Linked DNA regions of Homo sapiens: region 2 is linked to region 1. Evidence: chromatin contacts called from ENCODE Hi-C or POLR2A ChIA-PET data. All regions are on one chromosome and are shown on one strand. Each heading gives the region's core, a stretch centred on a gene start or an enhancer-like site at or near the end of the contact. The rest is flanking DNA. Distances are from core to core; before and after follow the strand shown.

The links. Hi-C counts contacts between places; a loop is a spot of excess contacts on that map. ChIA-PET counts read pairs that join two places held with the same protein, here RNA polymerase II (POLR2A). Pooled maps may share reads with other maps.
Region 2: POLR2A ChIA-PET joins it to region 1 with 10 read pairs in H1. The contact joins two enhancer-like sites. A Hi-C loop is called at or near these places in 2 of 50 pooled maps. POLR2A ChIA-PET finds 5 or more read pairs at or near these places in 3 of 52 experiments (H1, IMR-90 and K562).

What each region holds. Positions count from the first base shown.
Region 1 is chr1:25,893,045-25,900,039 of GRCh38, reverse strand. It overlaps a transcript of STMN1 not described here. Among named protein-coding and RNA genes, the nearest start is that of STMN1, 9.9 kb to the left of the region's middle. RefSeq lists enhancers at 4,360-4,409, 4,328-4,622. Within about 2 kb of position 3,624, at least 7 of the 41 ENCODE cell types and tissues checked have a DNase peak (open chromatin) inside an H3K27ac peak, as active enhancers do.
Region 2 is chr1:26,058,827-26,065,509 of GRCh38, reverse strand. It overlaps TRIM63 (tripartite motif containing 63), which reads left to right. Exons shown (of 9, transcript NM_032588.4): 3 at 4,176-4,344; 4 at 5,149-5,244. Among named protein-coding and RNA genes, the nearest start is that of TRIM63, 5.5 kb to the left of the region's middle. Within about 2 kb of position 5,414, at least 3 of the 41 ENCODE cell types and tissues checked have a DNase peak (open chromatin) inside an H3K27ac peak, as active enhancers do.

The DNA.
Region 1 (6,995 bases), core at 2,375-4,874:
ACGTCATCTTGTATCCAGAGGCTGTAATAGTCCCCATTGTCAGTGCTTTGCCTCTCAATTCAGGGAACGCCTTTGGCAGCTTTCCTGTGCTATTTGAGAAATAGCCTAATTATACATATTTTGTGCCTCTCAGACATCTGTATAAAAGCTCTTGGAAGCCAAGCACTTATAGCAAAAGATGATTGCTAATACTGCGGTGGGGTCCATGTGTTGCTAACGCATGTGCCTCTGCTGCTTGGGCTGTATCTTGAGATTGGGGTTTTACCAAACTTATTCATGAGAACAATAACAGCCTACCTCAACTTACCTCCTAAGATTGTTAGGATTAAATGGGTTTGTGGCAAGAGAGCACACTTAGAACATAGATATTTAGCATTCCGTATAAATCACGATTACTGTTTTCAACCAGAGGCTAATGAGTGATCTAAGTTTATACTCTTGAGTTGGAAATTATGCAGTTTTTATATTCCTTAAATTGACTTTTAAATTTACTTAAATGATCAATCAGAGGAATTCTGAACAAAGCTTGGTTTAAGGAGTTACGCCCATGTAGGGCAAATAGGAGCAAGTGCAAGTATAGTTGAATACAACAATAGGTTCTGAGCAATATCTAAACCAAGAGGACAGGATGAGGCTTGTGTGCAGTGGTGCAGCACAGTTCATCTTGGCTCCTGTCTCTGGCACATAGCAGGTGCTCTGGGATCTTTAAAATACCAGTTCTGAATAGATGGGAATATAAAGAGGGCCTGAGGGTAGAAACTTGGCATAATGATACGAGGTGTCCTACAAGTGGCAGTGAGCTTTTGTTCATCTAAGACATTTAGGGAGGGAAACTGGCCTCAGGAGAAAGCAAGGGAAGGATCAACAGGCCTGAAAGGATGCCTCATCAGTTACCACCCATCCCATGGTGGCCCTGACTTCCTATCAGAGGGCGATCCTGAGCCCCTGCCTTGTGACAGGCTTAAGTCACAGGAAACTGAAGGGGATGCATCTTACCACAGAAATAGAAGCTCTGGCTTTTCTATTTCACCTTGACCTTTGGAGAAGCACTTAGTCCTGGGCCCCCATTTTCTCCTGGATAAAATGAGATGGTTGGGGGAGATCAGTTAAGTAACTTTCACTCCCCCATTCTTTGCATCTGGCTTGGAGTGAAGAGGAGGAGCGGTGGCACCTACGAGCTTCTGGGGAAGTGTCTCTGGGTATGCATTCCCGGGCCCGGCATTCTCTGCCATCACGGGAGTCTGCGTCTGTCCCAGTGGGGCCAGCCTCTCCCAGCAGTACTTCCAATAGATTGGCCTAATAAGGCCAGAGTGGTTTGACAAGCAGTTGGGGCTGTCACCAAGGAGCAGACTCCATTCCTTTTGTCTTGAATGGAAAATGAGGCTTGTCCCTTCCTGAGGATTTTGTACTTGGGCCTTATGGTTGACTGGGCTCAGTGGAGAGAGGTTTGAAGGACGTGAAGGAGGCCCTTAAATTAACATTTGACAAGCACCTAGATTGTGCTCCACACTGGCCTTTGCGCTAGGGATGGAGAAAAGATGGGGTGGGACCAGCATATCACGTGCCCATGTGAGGGGAAGGAGAGCTGTAGAATGCTTACTTACCTGAGGGTGAGGCTCTCGACCACATACTTGTACTCACCAGGGTGCTTTAGTGCTTTGGTGAAAGGAGTGACCACAGAGGGCTTTGTGGTCTGGGAAGCTTTGAGAGGAGAAAGGACATGAGCTTGTCCTTTTGGAAGTCAGATGAACCTTCCAAGCCAAACCCCAATAAAGCACTTAATTGTTAAACACTTAGTAAGCCTGTGATTGCCACGTGCACAGAGAACCTGCCATAGTTAATGGCCTTTGGCAGGCCCTCCAGGCAGGCCCCCTCCCCATTTTTTTATTCTAAGCAGTGGAGGCTCTTTGAAGGCTTTTGAATGTGGGGGGCTGCAGTGGTCAGTAACAAAACCATTTTAAGGAAGAGAAAGTGGAGGCAGGGTGAGTTGACTGGAGAGTGGCTGCCGTTCAGGCTACGGTGGCCATGGTGGCTGTTGGGGCAGCACAGGGATGAGGTGGGAGGGCCTGCTGGGCTCTGGAGCAATCCATGTGACTGACACTGCACTGAGGAACTGGGACATGTGCTCTAAACTTGGGAAGCTGGAGGAGAAAGAAATCACTCCACTTGGGAAAATGGCAGTGCTACTATTTACTGAGCACTTAACGTCCAGGCATCGTGTTCATTTTCTCCACCATAGAGAAGTGAACAGGCAGAGTAACGTACCCAAGGTCCTAAGCTAGTAGGAGAAGCTTACCCAGGCAGATCTGCTCTAAGCCCTGCACAGGAAGGGGGGCTGCTCTGACAGCTCAGCATCCCCTCGTTGCCCGGAACAATTCCCCTCTGCCTCAGACCTGCTCACAAGTCTCAGCAAATGAAAGCCCTACTATTCAGCCGTTCCCACCTCCTTAAAAAGGCAGGGCCTCTTATCCTTGCATGCCTTGGAGTGAGGTCTCATCCCCCACCCCCAGCACCTTTATAAAGGTGCTCCTGTCTACTCTGTATCATTCTCCCAGTGGAGAATTCTGATTTTCAGTGATGTTTTAGCTGTCCCGGTAAACCTGTGCACCCAGATGACAGTTTGGCTACCTTACTGCGAATTCATTTGTTTGAATCACTGTTAAATGTGGTTCATTTAGGAATACAGAAGATAAAGGCCAAATTTTTTCTTTTCTTTTTTTTTTTTTTTCGAGACAGTCTTGCTCTGTTGCCCAGGCTGGAGTGCAGTGGCACGATCTTGGCTCACTGCAACCTCCGCCTCCCCAGTTCAAGCGATTCTCCTGCCTCAGCCTCCCAAGTAGCTGGGATTACAGGCGTGCACCACCGTGCCTGGCTAATTTTTGTATTCTTAGTAGAGACAGGGTTTCACCACGTTGGCCAGGCTGGTCTTGAACTCTTGACCTCATGATCTGCCTGCCTCAGCCTCCCAAAGTGCTGGCATTACAGGCATGAGCCACCGCGCCTGGCAAGGCCAAGTTTCTTATAGAAAAGCTTCCCCCTTTGGATGGAGGTTGGACTTAGATGCCCTAGAAGTTCCCTTCCAAATCCAAGACTGATTCTCTACAGGGTTGGATTGCAGACCACCTGAGATCAGAGACCATGTCATAGACACAGAGCTGAACTCCAAGGACCCAGACACATTGCTGGTGAGCCAAGTCTCTTGACACTTGCCTCCTCCCTTTTTGCCCAGGTGAAACGAAGGTCCAAAATGTCCCTGTGGCTGAGGCCTCTGCCAGCAGAAGCTGGTATTCTGTACTTAAGGGCGTAGGAAAGGGTTTCTGACTTGTTTCGTACATGCACTTAGATTTTTAAAACTTAGTTGTAGGGTTTGATGAGCTCCAAAATGCAGCAGCTTCATGGAAGGGCTCTGGTTCATAGTTAGAAAGGCCTGGCCTGCTTCCATCGTGGCCAAGAGCAGAGCAGTACCTGCCCAGTCCTTGGGCACCATATCCTACTGAGACAAGTAGGCTGCTGAAATTGGATCCATAGGAAGAAAAAACAGACAGGAAATGAGCCAGCTACCTCATAGCAGCCATCTCAGCAGAAAAGGACTGAGCCTCTCCTGGGCCTGGAGCTTCCAATCCCTGTGGCCTCCTGCTCCCCTCACTGGCAGAAAGCCCCAGTATTCACTGGGATGGGGAAGTCCCCATGCTAAGCCTAGCCTCCCCTCTTCCCTGCTCTCACAGCTCTCTATTTAATAGCAGCAACTAATAATTATTTGCATTGTCTCAGTGAATCCCCAGAACAGCCCTATGAGGTTATCATGGCCATTCCATAGGCGAGAAGTAAGGCAACTGGACCTAGATTAGGGGATTTACCTAAAATGACAACTAGCAAGCAGTAGAGTCAGGACTCAAACCCAGACTTTTAACCCCCATGCTGTACTGCAACTCCTCATGTATCACAAGTGTTACTCATTAATTCAAGTGTCTCCCCAGCTAGAACACAGGGTCCCTGAAAACAGGGACTCCTCCTGTCACATTCACCACTGGATCTCCTGGCTCGTGGTGGGAGGTTAATGTGCTGGATTAAATAATGATGAGTGGGTGGGTGACTCCCACGGTCTACCTCAGGGCACTGGCTTTGTCCTCATCCTTTGCGGACCCCATGTGGAGTAAACCCGATTTTCTAGAAGCAAATGAAGGGTCTGCACCAGCTTTGCAGATGGCTCTGAGGTGCACAATCCTTAATGGAATCCTCCTGGATCCGAACGCACAAACTGGTGGCCTGCAGCCAATGTTGAACCATAGGCATGTTGCATTCAGCCCATGCTGTGTTTTAAATTGTTGAATTAGCTGACAATTCCATGTGAAAATCTGATTTCAAGCTTATCTTGAAAAAAGCTGACAGATCTGGCAACCCTGGGCTTGCAGTCCCACCCAGCGGCCGTCAGCGGACTCTGGGCAGTTGCTGCCCCCTTGAGGCGGGACTTGTGTTCTGCAGCTCTCCATCCCCTTGGGCCCACCCACTTCTGTCTTTCGCTGGATCCGCCCTGCCCCTGCTGGAGGCCCAGCATTTGCAGTCCCTGACACAGAGACTAGTAACTCCATCACTCCAAGTCAGCCAAACTGTTTTTTAGATCAAAAGTCCAGTCAGTATAAAAGGACGTGTAATAGCCTGTAATCCCAGCACTTTGGGAGACCGAGGCGGGCAGATCACGAGGTCAGGAAATTGAGACCATCCTGGCTAACACGGTGAAACCCCGTCTCTACTAAAAATACAAAAACAAGATTAGCCGGGCGTGGTGGCGGGTGCCTGTAGTCCCAGCTACTCGGGAGGCTGAGGCAGGAGAATGGTATGAACCCGGGAGGTAGAGGTTGCAGTGAGCATAGATCACGCCACCGCACTCCAGTCTGGGCAACAGAGCGATACTGTGTCTCAAAAAAAAAAAAAAAAAAAAAGACGTATAATAAAAGTGAATCTCCCTCCCTCCCAGGTCACCTAGCTGTCTCCCGTGTCTCCTTCCAGAGATGTACTGTACCTCTAAGCCCAGTCACCAAACACTTGCTGGCACCTCTATGGGCCAGACACCAGCTGGGTATCAGGATCACATGGTACTTTTTCAAAATATGAGACTCAGGACCCTCAGACCTTTGGAGGTAGAATTTCTAAAATTGGAGCCAGCCTGTTGCTGGGTGTGGTGGTACACACCTGTAATCCCAGCACTTTGGGAGGCCGAGGAGGGAGGATCACTTGAGGCCAGGAGTTAGAGACCAGCCTTATTTATTTAGAGACATAGCAAGATTCTGTCTCTAAATAATTAAAAAATGAAAGTAAATAAAAAAATAAAATTGGAGCCCCAGTGTCTAGAATTTTTTTCAGACAGGGTCTCTCTCTTTGTCACCCAGGCCGGAGTGCAGTGGTGCAAACACAGCTCACTGCAGCCTCAACATCCTTGGCTCAAGCAATCCTCCAACCTCAATTTCCAGAGTAGCTTGGACTATAGGTGCATGCCACAATGGCCGGCTAATTTTCGTATTTTTTGTAGAGACAAGATTTCACCATGTTGCCCAGGCCGGTCTCGAACTCCTGAGCTCAAGCAATCCACCAGCCTCAACTTCCCAGAGTGCTGCGATTACAGGCATGGGCCATCGTGTCTGGCCTAGATTTTTTTTTTTAAGCCAGCGTTTCTGTTGCTCACCTAGGCAGAGACCCCTCAGGATGCAACATCTAAACACCATTGCCATCTCTCCAGTCCCCAACAGCCTGGTGGAGATGGGCCTGCAGCTGCACCCATCACAGCCCCTGCTCACAGTGTGCAGACTGTACCCTGCACAGGAGATCCCACTGAGGAGATGTGGGGCCTGAAATCCAGTCATACCCTACAACCAAGGCACACAGTACATTCCCTCATCTTCCCAGGAACAGGCACCACTTCCTAATTTACCATGTTACCCATTCAATACAAATACAGGGAGACCTGTGCTCTCCTCTGCTGTGGGACACAGATAGGGGCTCCTCAGGATGCAGGCCCAGGATGAATTCCTGTAGGAGATAATGCTTGGGTCAAGTTTGGTTTAGGGAATAGAAGCAAAGAAGTCACCTCTCTACTTTTTACCTCCCCAATCCAGGCTACCCCACCCCATGACTCCCTGTGGTTATCAGGGACATCACCATTCTCCTGGCCACTGACAGGGACACTTTAATAACAGTACACATTGGCCAGGCGCAGTGGCTCACACCTGTCATCCCAGCACTTTGGGAGGCCAAGGTGGGCGGATCACCTGAGGTCAGGAGTTTGAGACCGGCTTGGCCAACATGGTGAAACCCCGTCTCTGCTAAAAATACAAAAATTAGCCAGGCGTGATGGCGGGTGCCTGTAATCCCAGCTGCTTGGGAGGCTGAGGCAAGAGAATGGCTTGAACCTAGGAGGCGGAGGTTGCAGTGAGCCGAGTTCACACCATCGCAGTCCAGCCTGGTCAACAAGAACAAGACTGTGTCTCAAAAAAATAAATAAAAACCACTGTACATCAACAAGGCCCTTGGGGACAGCTGGGGCATAAGTAGGTGTCAGCCATACATCAGAGCAGTGTGCCTGCCCTGAGCTGCTTGGGGTTGACCAGCCTGGTGTCCAGAAATGCCTGCTGGAGGGAGTCGTGGTACAGGAACCTTGTGCTCTTAGAAGGTCTCCTGAGAGGCCCTGTAAAGCCAGAGTCCCTCTTAGCAGCTCAGATCAGTGCTATCAAAGTATAGCTCGGGGATTGCTGCCAGCATACAAACTTTTACTGGTCTGCAGCGAGATAAGTACAGAAATTGAAAGTAAGCATTTAGAAACTTTTATAACAATTTTACAAGGTCTTGTCAAATGTTATTAAAACAAAGCTGAGGCTGGAATTTCACCTTTTTCATTTCGTTTTTTTCAATTTAAACAAATTGTAGTAAAATATAGATAATATAAATGTACCATTTTAGCCATTTTTGAGCGTACAATTTAGTAGCAGTAAGTGCTTTCACAA
Region 2 (6,683 bases), core at 4,165-6,664, 160 kb before region 1:
CATAGTGAGACCCTGTTTCTACAAAGTTTAAAAACTAGCTGGGCGTGGTGGGGCATGCCTGTAGTCCCAGCTCTTCAGGAGAATTGTTGAGCCAGGGAGGTCAAGGCTGCAGAGCCATGATTGTGCTACTGCACTCCAGCCTGGGTGACAGTGAGACCATGCCTCAAACAGACAAAAACACTGAGAGGCCGGGTGCGGTGGCCCACACCTGTAATCCCAGCACTTTGGGAGGCCAAGGTGTGTGGATCATTCGAGGTCAGGAGTTGGAGACCAGACTGGCCAACATGGTGAAACCCCGTCTCTACTAAAAATACAAAAATTAGCCAGGCGTGGTGGCGCGTGCCTGTCATCCCAGCTACTTAGGAGGCTGAGGCAGGAGAATTGCTTGAACAAGGGAGGCGGAGGTTGTAGTGAGCAGAGATCGTGCCACTGCACTCCAGCCTGGGTGACAGAGTGAGACTCCATCTAAACACACACACACACACACACACAACACAACACAACACAAAAATTTGGGAGAGACACAGCTCCAGGAAAGATCTTTACAAATCAGGACATCCTGGTAAGACTCCAGGAGTGCTGACCTCACAGCCTTTAAGGTCCAAAGCCTTCACCAAGGCATCTGCCTGCAGGCAGTGCCCAGCCCAGGGGAAGGTGACAGACCAGATCTCAGGTGAAAAAACCCTGACCCGGGGAACTGTGCTTGCTAGTCAGCCTCTGTGACTAATGTACTGTACCATGCTGGGTAAGCCTTTAGAGCTTCATTTCCTCTGTCTGCAAACAGAAACAGTAAGATCTGTTATTGTGGCTGTCAAATAAGATATTAATGGAAAATGGTTAATGTATCAACCATTTATTGGGTACCTATTGTGTGCAGGCGCTGTTCTAAGTACTTTCAGGCATTTTTCCTATCTGCTTCTCATAGTAACCCGGGAAGGCATTCCTGTCTCCATTTTACCATGAGGAAATGGAAGCTCAGAGAGGATCAGAGATTTGTCCAAGCCCACACAGCTAGCAAGTGGTAGAGCTAAGAGAGAGAGGGTGTGAGAATATTTTTTATTTTTTTAATTTTTTTTTTTGAGGCAGAGTCTTGGTCTGTTGCCCAGGCTAGAGGGCAGTGGTACGATCTTGGCTCACTGCAACCTCCACCTCCTCGGTTCAAGTGATTCCCCAGCCTCAGCTTCCCGAGTAGCAGGGACTACAGATGCGTGCCAACGTGCCCAGCTAATTATTATATTTTTAGTAGAGACAGGGTTTCACCATGTTGGCCAGGCTGGTCTCAAACTCCTGACCTCAGGTGATCTGCCCGCCTCAGCCTCCCAAAGTGCTGGGATTACAGACGTGCACCACCACACCCAGCTAATTTTTGTATTTTTTGTAGAGACAGGGTTTCACCACGTTGGCCGGGCTGGTCTTGAACTTCTGACCTCAGGTAATGCGCCCGCCTTGGCCTCCCAAAGTTCTGGCATTACAGGCGTGGGCCACCGCGCCTGGCCGGCCGGTGAATATTCTTAATTGCTGAGCTAGATTGCCTCTCATGTTGCTAGAGCACAACACTACAAAATGCAAACATATTGTTGATCATAAGGAATAATAAAATCAATTCCACACCAATGTTAGCCTACCCAGTGCCGACCTATGAAGAGCATGTTATATGTGAACCTTTGAGGCCTTTCCGCATAGTTGAATGACAATGACAGCTGCCCTCTATTGAGGGTCTGCTCTGTGCCGGGCACTCTACATTCATTATAGACAATTTCTACAGACAGATTGCAGTAGTTCTGGGAGGAATCCCACAGGCAAGAGAGGTGAAATCACTAGTCCAAAATCACAAAAATGAATGTAAGAGAACAATCTGGATATGAACCCCGATGCCAAAGTCTGAGCTTGGGAGGGTGGGCATCTGGGAGGGCTGCGGGCGCATGAACCAGACCCTCAGGCTCTTGCCTCACCTCTGCACTCCCTGCCATCCCTTTATCAGGGGATGGAGGCAGGTGGCAATGGCAGACCCCTGCCAGCATAGGGACCCTGGGGTAAACTATGCAAAAAGACAAGCCTGGAAAGGGGCATATTTAAGAACTTCAGAGGACAATAGAGCCCAGGGTGTGATCAGTCATGTAAGGCTGTTTGGAGGTGAGGCATTGACACTGATGGGAACAGTCACCATTTGACATTTGCAAGATGCCTGTTCTGTTTGGGGCTGGGAATCGAAGGTAGTGTTGGCTTTCAATGAGTGTATAGTCTAGCCGGAGACAGAAGACTCAAAAAATCGAATCTACACCAGGCATGGTGGTATGCACCAGTTGCAGCTACTGGGGAGACTGAGGTAGGAGGATTGCTCAGCCCAGGAGTTCGAGGCTGCAGTGTATCTGTGAATCGCTGCTGCACTCCAGCCTGGACAATATGGTGAGACCCTGTCTCAAAACAAACAAACAAACAAACAAACAAACAAAGGCTGGGTGCTGTGGATCACGCCTGTAATCCCAGCACTTTGGGAGGCTGAGGTGGGTGGATCACATGAGGCCAGGAGTTTGAGACCAGCCTGCCCAACATGGTGAAACCCCATCTCTACTAAAAAATACAAAAATTAGCTGGGCATGGTGGTGCACGTCTGTAATCTCAGCTACTCAGGAGGCTGAGGCATCAGAAACTCAGGAGGTGGAGTTTGCAGTGAGCTAAGATCACACCACTGCACTCCAGCCTGGGCAAAAAATCAAAACAGAACAACACAACAACAAAAAAATCCCCCCCAGGCCCCAATGAATCTAGGTTAGGAAATGACTGATGTCCCAAGAGAAGCACAAATAACAGGTTGGAGGTCTCAAGGAAGAAAGGTAGTTCTAAGCATATGTGTTAGGGGAGAAAGTAGAGGAAGAGACTTGGGCCTTTGAAAGAATCTCTGGACTAGAAGTCAGGCTTGTGCTGGGCTGTTGGACAGCCCTGGGCTACCCACTCACCAGTCACCATGACATGGGGCATACACACTGCTCCTTCTCTGAGCCTCAGGGGCAACCTCATGGCTCAGAGAGGGTCAGAGGTTTATCCAAGGCCATACAGCTAGAAAGTGGTGAAGCTAAGAGAAAGAGAGAGGGTATGACTGACTCTGTGGTGAATATTCTTTTTTAAAAAAATTGTTTTCTTATGGAGAATGTTAATAAATTCAAGATGGTGAATATTATTGATTCCTATGCTAGTTATTAATTTATTCTTTCTTTCTTTCTTTCTTTTTTTTTTTTTTTGAGACGGAGTTTTGCTCTTGTTGCCCAGGCTGGAGTGCAATGGTGCGATCTCGGCTCACCGCAACCTCTGCCTCCTGGTTTCAAGTGATTCTCCTGCCTCAGCCTCCCGAGTAGCTGGGATTACAGGTGCATGCCACCATGCCTGGTTAATTTTTTTGAGTTTTTAGTAGAGACGGGGTTTCATCATATTGGTCAAGCTGGTCTTGAACTCCTGACCTCAGGTGACTCTCCCACCTCGGCCTCCCAAAGTGCTGGGATTACAGGCGTGAGCCACTGCGCCCAGCCTTATTGATTTATTCTTTCTACCTTTGTTTAATTACCACCTCCTCTATGCCAGGCACTGTACAGTGTAGGCACAGGGGTGAAGAAAACAGGCAAGTTTCCCTACCTTGATGGAGGTTACAGTCTGGTAGATTAAATATAGAATTAAATGAGGCCATCAGTATAAATTTCTCAGCTCAGAGCCCAGCCTGCAGTAACCAAAGCTAAGGTGACTATAATTAGAGCAACTGAACTCTAGGCTCCTCTGCCCTTACTTGCTGTATGACCTTGGACGAGTCAATTCACTTTTCTGGAGCCCAGTTTCCTCTTCTCTAAAACATCTCCAGGTCTGACTCTGGAATTCTATGGCCCTTTCTGTGTCCTTGGCACTGGCAGAGCCTCAGGCTAACTCCCTCTTAGGATGTGGGGACAGATTTGGTGTCATTGGCTTCCCAAGTCCTTGGTCCCCAGAAGATGAAAGATTTTAGGGCAGCCAAACACTGAGGGCCCAGGGCATAAATCTGGAGATTCACAGACACACTGCAGCCTCGAATTCCTGGGCTGAGCAATCCTCCTGCCTCAGCCTCCCCAGTAGCTGCGACTGGTGCATTGGAGCTGGGGAGGGGGATGCAGGGACACAGGACCCCCATGACTTGTGACTGTTCTCCACTGCAGTCGGCCGCTGCAGAAGGGCAGTCACCCCATGTGCAAGGAGCACGAAGATGAGAAAATCAACATCTACTGTCTCACGTGTGAGGTGCCCACCTGCTCCATGTGCAAGGTGTTTGGGATCCACAAGGCCTGCGAGGTGGCCCCATTGCAGAGTGTCTTCCAGGGACAAAAGGTACTGTCTCCAGCCACTTTTACCCCCAGCCTGGGCCTGCTGGGCACGGCCTGATGATTCAGGAGGCAGATTTGATCCCTGTAGATCTGCTGATCTGGCCTTTCAGGAATAGTCTCTCTGGAGGGACTTCCCAGGCCACAGGGACAGCAGCCCTGGCCTTCCTAGGGGAGGCAGCTGAGCTCATGGTTATACTTAGAGCCACTCGAGAGCACCTGGGTGTGGCCACAGGGGAGCGGTCAGACGCCCCAGCCAGGCCACTGGGGTCCTCTCAGGCCACGGCTTCTCCATCCCCCAGACACCTCTTCCTGTGCCTCTCACCTCTTCTCCAAGACTTCACATTCCCCCACAGCAGGAGGCAGCTTAGAGCCTTCTCCCTGGGTCCCTGGGCCTGTGAGGGCCCACCACCCTGTCCGTGCAGTAAGCCGTAGCCACCCCCTTTCCATACTCTCTCTTCCCTACTCCCCACTCTTCTCTAGGTCTCTCTCTTCTAGACGTCTCCAACTCTATTTCTTTTTTTGTCCCTTCTTTCTTAGAAACAAGCCCCTCCTCTGTCAGTTCCTTGCTGTGTGTTTTGGGCAGCTCACTTGCCTGCTGTTGGCCTCACCTGTAAAATAAGGGATGCAGTATCTTTCTAATATCCTCTACTCTGGAGCTGAGCTATACCCGAAAGAGGGGCCAGATCCCTACTGGAGGCTCTTTCTAGCAGAGAGGGGAGGGAGGAAGCCATGTTGCTGCCATGCCCCAGTGGGTAGGCCCTGAGGCTATTTGTGTCTCTCCTCTCCTGACCCCCACACCCCCATCTAGACTGAACTGAATAACTGTATCTCCATGCTGGTGGCGGGGAATGACCGTGTGCAGACCATCATCACTCAGCTGGAGGATTCCCGTCGAGTGACCAAGGTGAGCGGACAGAATAGTCCTGCCTGGGGATTTGGAGCTTTCCAGGGCAGCCTGGTCTCTGGGGAAGGCTCACCCATAGGTTGTGGCTAAAGGTTGGGGCCCGGAGCCTGGGGCGGTCAAGCAGGGATGGCAGGGGAGGGACTAATCCATTCATCCAGTCTCTCAACAAATGCTTCTTAAGCACAGCTGTGTGTCCGGCCCCACCCAAGATGTGGGGGATGGAGGAGTGAACCAGACAGACGTGGTCCCTGAGCTCAGGGAGTGTCCCATCAATAATTCTCAGTATTTATTCAGCACAAATTGTTTTCAGAGCACAGTTCTTCAGTGTGCTGTAGACCAACACTTCCCAAACTTTGAAGTGCGTGAAAATTACGCTGGGATCATGTTGAAATTCAGGTTTTGATTCAGTTGGTTTGGAATGAGGCATAAGAGCTGCATTTCTAGCCAGTTCCCAGGATTTGCCCAAGCTGCTGGGTCCACAGACCACATGTTGAGTAGTGAGACTGTTGAGGGCAGAAGGGAACTTTTCTATCCCTGAAAAAAGCTTCCACGATTTTCCATGTTCACTTGGGGTAGGGATCTGGAGATGAGATGAGGGGAAGGGGTCATCATAATTGCTAGTGGATGAAGAGTTGGGCGAAGGGTAGGAAGGAGGGGAACATTGTGATCACCCACGAGAGGCTCCCGGTCTGATGAGATGCTATTGTCACACCCATTTTATAGAAAAGAACATAGAGAGAAGGGAGCTTCGGTTGAGGAGGGTGCTAGGAAAGGAGCTGTTTTTCCACCTCTCCTAGGACCAAATGATGCAGAGCTTCCCGAATCCAGTCTTGGTCCTGAAAGGGAGGGAAGAGTGTGAACTGGGACATATGGGAGGCCCAGGAAACGTTAATTTGTTGAAGGTCACACAGCTAAAAGGGAAACACAGCTAAAAGGCAACAGAGAGCTGGGCACAGTGGCTCATGCCTATAATCCCAGCACTTTGGGAGGTCAAGCTGGGTGGATCATGAGGTCAGGAGATCGAGACCATCCTGGCCAACATGGTGAAACCCCATCTCTACTAAAAATACAAAAAAATAGCCAGGCGTGGTAGCGTATCTATAATCCCAGCTACTCGGGAGGCTGAGGCAGGAGAATCGCTTGAACCTGGGAGGTGGAGGTTGCAGTGAGCCAAGATCGCACCACTGCACTCCAGCGGGGGCAACAGAGCGAGACTCCATCTCAAAAAAAAAAAAAAAAAAAGGGCAACAGAGAAAGACAGGGCAGATCCCACATTGGGTGACTGTTGCATTGGTCTAAGAGGTGATGCTCCAATGACCAGCTGAGGTTGGGGGACAGGGGGAGGGTGCAGGAACAAGGAAGAACATGTTGTGTCATGTGACCCTAGAGCCTCTATTTTGGAAGAAGGGGCTAGCTGTTTTTCAAGGCATCATCCTCCA